Regions from separate parts of the Homo sapiens genome. Here region 2 is linked to region 1. A link is a loop called in an ENCODE intact Hi-C map of the cell type or tissue named here. Cell type or tissue: B cell. All regions are shown on one strand. Each heading gives the region's core, and the rest is flanking DNA. Links, peaks and the distances in the headings are about the cores only. Region 1 has its middle 99 kb from the start of LINC01866. Region 2 has its middle 160 kb from the start of LINC01866.

Region 1 (4,402 bases), core at 218-4,217:
TGTTCTAGAAGATGGGGTGTGTGTGTGTGTCTACACACTTTTATATACATATTTTCTATTTGTTTTACGAATGACAACATTCTGTACGCAAGGTTCTCTTTGATGCTTCTGTATTTATTTATCAGTCATTATTATTAAAAAACTGCTACATCCTTTTTAAGTTAATGCCTATTATTCCTTTGAATGAAGGCAATATAATTTATTTAAACAACACTCTAAGAAAGACATTTTGAAATTTTCAATATTTTCCTAGTTAAAAAATATAGCAGTGAACATCCTGTATAACTAGCATACAGGATGTATCTATTGTAATATTTTCCTGTGTAAAATGTTATCATGAGATATTTAACCATAAGGAAAAGTATAAAGAATAATTCAACAAGAATCTTGTATCCATTACTGGCCAAAGAAGTATAATATAAATGATACAGTTTAATTCCATATATAGCACTCTCCAATTCCACACCTCTCTTTCCCTTAGGTGAGCATCAGTGTAATTATTACTAGGAATGAATAATTTTACACAGATTTCAGAGCCATTTGTACTTTTCCTTTTTTTTTTTTATTAGTATACTTTTAGTTTTAGGGTACATGTGCACAATGTGCAGGTTAGTTACATATGTATACATGTGCCATGCTGGTGTGCTGCACCCATTAACTCGTCATTTAGCATTAGGTATATCTCCTAATGCTATCCCTCCCCCTCCCCCCACCCCACAACAGTCCCCAGAGTGTGATGTTCCCCTTCCTGTGTTCATGTGTTCTCATTGTTCAATTCCCATCTATGAGTGAGAACATGTGGTGTTTGTTTTTTTGTCCTTGAGATAGTTTACTGAGAATGATGATTTCCAATTTCATCCATGTCCCTACAAAGGACGTGAACTCATCCTTTTTTATGGCTGCATAGTATTCCATGGTGTATATGTGTCACATTTTCTTAATCCAGTCTATCATTGTTGGACATTTGGGTTGGTTCCAATCTTTGCTATTGTGAATAGTGCCGCAATAAACATACGTGTGCATGTGTCTTTATAGCAGCATGATTTATAGTCCTTTGGGTATATACCCAGTAATGGGATGGCTGGGTCAAATGGTATTTCTAGTTCTAGATCCCTGAGGAATCGCCACACTGAATTCCACAATGGTTGAACTAGTTTACAGTCCCACCAACAGTGTAAAAGTGTTCCTATTTCTCCACATCCTCTCCAGCACCTGTTGTTTCCTGAATTTTTAATGATCGCCATTCTAACTGGTGTGAGATGGTATCTCATTGTGGTTTTGATTTGCATTTCTCTGATGGCCAGTGATGTTGAGCATCTTTTCATATGTCTTTTGGCTGCATAAATGTCTTCTTTTGAGAAGTGTCTGTTCATATCCTTTGCCCACTTTTTGATGGGGTTGTTTGTTTTTTTCTTGTAAATTTGTTGGAGTTCATTGTAGATTCTGGATGTTAGCCCTTTGTCAGATGAGTAGGTTGCGAAAATTTTCTCCCATTTTGTAGGTTGCCTGTTCACTCTGATGGTAGTTTCTTTTGCTGTGCAGAAGCTCTTTAGTTTAATTAGATCCCATTTGTGAATTTTGGCTTTTGTTGCCATTGCTTTTGGTGCTTTAGACATGAAGTCCTTGCCCATGCCTATGTCTTTTCCTTTTTAATGAACTTTCTGTTCATAAACTTCGTCTATTTTATACGGTGTTATCTTTTTAAATTGATTTATAAGAACTTTTTATATGTTATGCAATCAACTCTGTGTGGAAAGAGAACATTTTTGGGTAACCCTGGCAGATCTCTCCTGGTTTCCTGGTAATGAGCCAATGGCTCCCCCTCTTTTTAGCAGCGCAGGTTGGGCTCAGTCTCAATTTCCTATGAGATAACTCAGAGATGGAAGCAGCTTGCACATCCAGCAGTGATACACAACTCTGCTGCACAGCTGGCACTAAATCTCAGATTGCATTCCTTGGACTTGCAGGGTTGTTCTCATGCTTTCCTTAAAAAAGCTGTGGCCGGGCGCTGGGGCTCATGCCTGTAATCCCAGCACTTTAGGAGGCCCAGGCGGGTAGATCATGAGGTCAGGAGATTAAGACCATCCTGGCCAACATGGTGAAACTCCGCCTCTACTAAAAATGCAAAAATTAGCTGGGCATGGTGGTGCGTGCCTGTAGTCCCAGCTACTCAGGAGGCTGAGGGAGGAGAATCGCTTGAACCTGGGAGGCGGAGGTTGCAGTGAGCTGAGATCTTGCCATTGCACTCCAGCCTGGCGACAGAGCAAGGCTCTGTCTCAAAAAAAAAAAAAAAAAAAAAAGTGACAGCATCAAGGAAGCAAAGCTCCTCTCCTTCAGCATGGCCCCAAAGAGAATCCTATAGTATCTGACCTAGGCATATATCCTTCCAGTTGCTAAGAGAAAGGGACTCATGGAAATTGCTGACCATCTACCAACAGGTCACCAAAAGATGCATACAGTGTTTATCTTGAACCTTTTGCATGGTAACCTGTGATGGCACTTACTTTATTTCCCTATTTGTTTACCATTTGTCCTTTGACTTTGTTTTTTGCCATGAGAAATGTTCTGAATTTTTTGTAGCTCATTTTATTTCAAAAATGATTTATTAGTATATATATGATTATATTGACAAGTACAAAGTAGACTCTTTTTCTGCACTTAAAATAACTTCTTGCATATTGCCACATACAATGTATAATTATCTCAGCTTGGTGTCACCAAATATACAGTTTAATCCCAACTGACTTCTCGTTATACAACTTAATATCTAGTGATATTCCATACAGGCATGTAATTCTCCTTTTATTACTCTAGTGTGTGGTCTCATAAATTCTGTCTTCCTGATGAGAAGCGTCATGTGCTGTATCTGTTGGACACAACAGAATAAAGTGTACTTTTAGGTGAAATCATTTATAGGATATAACATCTTCTTCATCCTTTTAAAACTTTCTGTTATTCAAATTTAAAACATAAGAGCAGAAACAAATATACAATAAACTTTTACATACTTGTTATCCATCTACAGCAGTCAACAATTCATGGCTGCTATTGTTCCATCTTTACTCTGAGGTACCCTACCACCCACCCCATCACCACTGGATCAATTATCATCCCTTTATGTTATGGTTTCTAGCATTTGTGTTATGCTTAGAAAGGCTTTCCCCACTCCAAAATTATTATAAACAATCATCCATGCTTTTTTTCCTATTATGTTTGTGGTTTTATTTTATAAATTTAAATAATTATGCATATTATTTATGGGATTTATTTCAGTTTAAGGTATAAAGAATGTATCCCACTCACTTTTTCCAGATTGATTTTTAATTGTTCTAGTGCCATTTATTAAAGAAGCCATTCATTAATTAGCGATGTGAAATGACAAATTGATTATATACTGAATTATCATTTTGAATCAGAAATTTTCTTCCTGAATATTCTAGTGTAATGTATTTTATTGCTCTATCTAAATATGAAATGTGACATATTTATTTATTTTTTTGAGATAGAGTCTCGCTGTGTCACCCAGGCTGGAGTGCAGTGGTGCAATCTCGCCTCACTGCAAACTCCGGCTCCCGGGTTCAAGCAATTCCTCTGTCTCAGCCTCCCAAGTAGCTGGGACTGTAGGCGCCTGCCGCCACACCTGGCTGATTTTTGTATTTTTAGTAGAGGTGCAGTTTCACCAGGTGGGCCAGGCTGGTCTGGAACTCCTGATCTCAAATGATCCACCCACCTCAGCCTCCCAAAGTTCTGGGATTACAGGCATGAACCACTGTGCTCCGCCCAACATATTTAAATTATTACAGATTTAAAGTATTTAAAATATCTGGTTAATTTAATGCCTACTTATTTCTCTTTTATCTCAGAATATTTCTTGTTATTATTGCTTATTTTGCTCTCCAAGTAAATTTTATGATCAGGTTATTTAGTTTAAAATAAAATATTGTTTAGAATATCTCCTCTCCAGGTTGTTGAGACTCTTAAATGAGAACTCATAAAACATATCCCTAAAAAAATCTGACTTAAGTATGTTTTTCATAAATGTATGATTTACTAAAGAAAAAAATACCTGTTAATATGGATTAATTTAATTTATTGATAAATTAGGGAAAAATTAGTATATTTATGATGGTAAATCTTTCTCTCCTGGGACATGATGGACTTTGCTTAAGTCTTCTTTTGTGTCTGTCAAGAGTGTTCTGAAGTATCAACCTTGCAGCTGTGGCATATTTCTATCTACATGCATTCCCAAGTATACCTTTTAGGTGACGTTGTTAATGTTAACATTATTTAACGTTATTAACTTTATACTATCTCACAGCTGGTTGTTATTTATTTACATGATGGCAATATTAATTTTGTATCCAGTCAATTTATTATTTTCTTTTTATCACACTAATATTTT
Region 2 (4,402 bases), core at 208-4,207, 59 kb before region 1:
CGCATTACATAAATGAATAGGACATCTGTATCTGGGACAACCAAGATAAGAAGCAGAGCAACCCAGCTCATTTTGAGGCCAGTATAAAATTGATTTAAAAAATAAAAATGTAAACATCACAGATAGCATGAGACAAATATCTACCATTTTATTTCACATATGTTTATATATAGTCATAAAAATTGCTACTGGATGGGAAAAAAGAATGAAAGAAACTAGAATTTATTTGGAATATAATATATTCTCTATCCAAATGTAATACCCTTCTTAAAAGCAAAACAAACTAACAGACACAACTGGGGACCAGATAGTTTCTTTAAAAACAAGCAAGCAAGGCAAAGAAATAAAAACACTTCCTGAGCATGGTGCTGATAGCTATGTTAGAAGCTGAGGATATACATATGCATGGACATAGGTTGTAACTAAGTAAGCTCAGAATCTTAATTTGAGGGTTAAACCAGGATAGTGAGGTGGGGGAACTCAGAGAGGAGGAGATTTCAGGAGAGAAGAGTGGCCAAATCATAGGGAATGCTGGGTGGGAGATTGAATAGGATTAAATTACAGCAATGAGGTCAATGGTGACTTTAAGAACAACAATTTCTGCTGACTACAGAAGGAGGGAAAGGATGAGATTAAAATGAGTTGAAGACAGAATGGTGATAAGGAAGGGGAGACAATGATTGTGAGCGATGCATTTGATAAACACACATAGAGGGGAAGAGAGAGACAGTCAATGACTGGAGATGTACGTGAGGGGTAAAGAAAGATTTATTTTCAATGGAAGATACTGCAACGTGTTTGTATGTTGATGAAGATGAGCTAGGAGAACAGATGAGATTAAGGATCTCTCTCTTTCAGGAAAGAGAAAAGAGATCTAAATGGAACAAAATTCTTGAGTGAGGAGGAAGAAATGGGGTGGAGCAAGGCACAGTAGATGGCTTGGACTGTGGTGGGAGGAGCCTTCATGCTTCACCTGAACAGAAGGAAAGGAGGAGGAGATGGAGATGCAAGCACAATTGCAGAGTTTGGGAGGAAAAATGATGGCATTTGTACTACCTAAAACTTTGCAATACACATGGCTGCTTTACATTTAAGTATCTCCTCTTTAGCCTCACCACAACCGTGTGAGAAAGGAGAGTAGTTATTATTACATTTAAATCATAAATGAAAAAACTGAGGTCAGATACAACAAATGACTTTCTCTAGATGAAAAGCTAGTAAGTGGTGATACGGGGCTTGATTTCCAATTTAGGTTTCTTTTGTCAAGGTCAGGAAAACAGTCAAACTCAATGTCACTAGACATGTCAAACCTTAATTCTTAGACCTAACATGAAGCAAAAATATTGCTGGCTTCACTCCCACTTCTGTACTCTTTCTTTTCCTAGTACTTACTGGAATGTGGAAATGGTGGAGTAAGGCTGCTTTAGGTATAGCTGGAAGAAGGCACAGCCAGGAAAACAAGAGGTATGGAAGATGGAAATTTTATCTTTAAATAGCAGTGAGTTGCCTGGATGGCACCTATCCTTGACTCCATTCATTGGGCAGATTTTAGCTTATGCAAAAGAAACCAGCCACAATCATGGGAAGAAAGGAAGAAGCGCAGTTTTGGTGTAGAGGCTGATAAGTTTAGTAATGGATATGTTGAGTGCAGAATATCCAACTGGCTGTTGAATGAATGGAGCTTAATCTCAACAGAGCTATCTGGGCTGGAGCTATAGTTTGAGAAGTCACCATATAGAGAGCATTTGTTGTAAATTAGAGGGTGGTGATAACCTGCATTTGAAAAAAAAAGTGTTTAAAAATTGCAGTGACACTTACAAACTCTTTCAGTTCACCTTTTGGAATAAAGGTCTTTCATGTCCCAGGGAGATGCTGTTGACATGGTAAATTTCTATGATAATTTTTTCTTTGCTGAGCAAGGTTAGTTGTAAGCAATTGCAGGGTTTATGTCATATCTAAATGGTATTCCTTTCAAGCACATAAATGGTCTTTACTGACAGGAAGCCATGCAAATGTTCCCCTTTTACAATTTACTGAAATTGCTTGTTATTTTTAGAGGGAGTCAGGCATTAGTGAACTCAGTGCTGAAAACAAGTCTTTCATAAGCTGACAGCTTAAAATTCAACATAAATTGTACCATTTCTAATACCAATAATTCCAGCAGATTTTATATTGTGCTTTATAATTTTCAATAACATTTTTAAAATGTGCCCTGAATAGTCCTGAGTGATACTAGGGCAGCCATCATCCCATTTTTATAGATGGATAAACTGAGGCACTGGAGGGTGAAGTGACTTGCTCAGGGTCCCAGAGAAACTAACAGAGTTCAGGTCATGTGACTCTTATCAGTTACATGTTTAACATATATTATCTGTTTCTCCTTTACAATTCTCTTGCAGCGTAACTACAATAATCACCATGTTACAGATAAGGAAACTGAAACTATGAAAATTTCAGTAATATATCCAAGATCACACAGTTGCAAATGGATTTGGAGTTCAATCTCAGGTTTTATGTCTGTAAAGACAGTGTTTGTTTTCCTGCCTTGTCCTGGAAACGTTATTCCCCAGACTTGGTCCTTTATGTATGTGTTTCTCCTTCTCCCATATATACTGCCCAGACATTTTCAAGAGGAGAGCTTGTCCTTAGGGTAAGGAAGGCAGGACTTCTCACTGGCTCTGTTTTTTTTCTTCTCAGTCACTTTTCAACATCTCCTTTTACCTCCCAAGAGTGCTTCAGATATACCTTCTCTCTTTCCTCCTAACTCGTAGAGGACCTGGCTTTGTGAGCCCTTGAAAAATTCCATACGAACTCCTCCTGACCAGTGGATCAGGGAATAAGCTATTTGCTGTAACAGGAGGTTTCTTATTTGGATAGTTTCTTGAGTTTCCATCCAACATCATACACTCCAGGATCTATAGCTGGTACTTCCCTTCCCATCTCCTCAGAGCATGGCTCTGTGAACTGTGTATGCCCCTTAACTGAACATTTAGCTATCTCTTCTGGAAGTGTTCTTCATTTGGGGATTTTCTTGACCAGAATAAACACCCATTTCGCCTATACTGCCACGGGTTTCTTGCTGTCCTGTTTCATGGTCATAACCTGAAGACTTGTCTTTCCCCAGCTTAATATCCTTCAATTCACCATTGTCTTCAGGGTAATGTATACACCCCCAACATGCCATTCAAGGTATTCACAAACTGAACTCGTCTTTTTCTCAGCTGAATTATTGTAGTTCCACATCTCTTCCACTCCTTGCTTTACCTCAGTCTACTTCAAATATATCAAACTGTAACCAAGTACCTCTATTTTTTAAAGAAAAAGAGAATGAGTTACTTCTAAAATTATTTTCTTTTCTCTTTTCTCCATTTTCCTCTGTTCCCCACTTCCTACTTAGCCCTTTAGAAATGCCATTATAGCCTTCCACCTCCCCTTCACCAGACACTCCCTACAGGACAAATTCATCTAACTATGTGTTTAGAAGCTCTAGGGCAGAACTTTCACCCACCAGAACATTGCCTCCAGAGATGACAGTCAATTTACAACCCAGCATCCTGCTATGAAACTCTCCTCCATCTAGAGAGTTTTTGGCCACCTGTACGACCTATTTCTGCCCTTGAGGATGCCAACTCGACTGCCTGGTAGATAAGGCACCAAGCTAGCACACGGATCCCCACACCACCTGATGACTTCCCCCCCAACTTTATGAAAGTGCCCACTTTCTGCTCCAAAAGCAAAATGGTACCCTTTAGGCAGAAAGCCTGTACTTCTTCCCCTAAGCTAGCTTTAGAATAAAAGTCACTTTCTTTATTCCAGACCTCGCTCTTGTTAATTGGATTCTGCAAGTGGCAAGTGACTGAACCTGCTTTTGGTTACAACACTACTCACTCTGTGCTTTTTGGACACTTCCTCCTCATGAGCATTTGTTTCAGTCTTTAGGATACTCCTGTACCAATCTCTACTTGAAAAATTCTCTCTCAGGATGTGAGGGTTATCTGGCTGTGACATCTGTCACCCCATGATAACCAGGGTTGACTCAGCTGGTCTGGCTGGAGAGGCGGGTGTCCACTTCCTCCCTCACTGCTCCATATGTATCCCTCCGGAAGCTGTGCGTTTGGTCGAGGAGGGTGACATTCCCCAACAGATGAGCAGCTGCATTCCCCTGCTAGAACCTCCAGAGAAGCTCTCAAAATTCCCCCTCATCTTTGAAGCACCAACTCAAATACTTTTTCTTCTGTGAAGCCTTTTTAAATGCCTCAATACAGATTTAGTGACTTTTTTCCCTTGGAGTTTCACTGCACCTAATGTGTGTCTCTGTTATTGGAATCAAAGCATCACCTTATATTTACCTGTACTTTTCTCTGTACAATGAGCTTCTAGAGGACATTTTTCCTGACTTATT

The links. Peaks named below come from ENCODE experiments on the same cell type or tissue, not always from the same donor. Only the 100,000 strongest peaks of a DNase experiment are listed, where the experiment ranks them.
Region 2: it touches region 1 in a loop (2.0-fold over the local background); 2 of 110 quality-filtered maps call a loop at or near these places.

The regions. Positions count from the first base shown.
Region 1 is chr2:17,063,302-17,067,703 of GRCh38, reverse strand. No RefSeq gene overlaps it. Among named protein-coding and RNA genes, the nearest start is that of LINC01866, 99 kb to the right of the region's middle. In B cell, for the core only: no CTCF peak of the experiment used is centred there; no DNase peak of the experiment used is centred there.
Region 2 is chr2:17,122,719-17,127,120 of GRCh38, reverse strand. It overlaps the pseudogene RN7SKP168. Among named protein-coding and RNA genes, the nearest start is that of LINC01866, 160 kb to the right of the region's middle. In B cell, for the core only: no CTCF peak of the experiment used is centred there; no DNase peak of the experiment used is centred there; H3K4me3 peaks cover 1,715 bases; H3K27ac peaks cover 1,022 bases.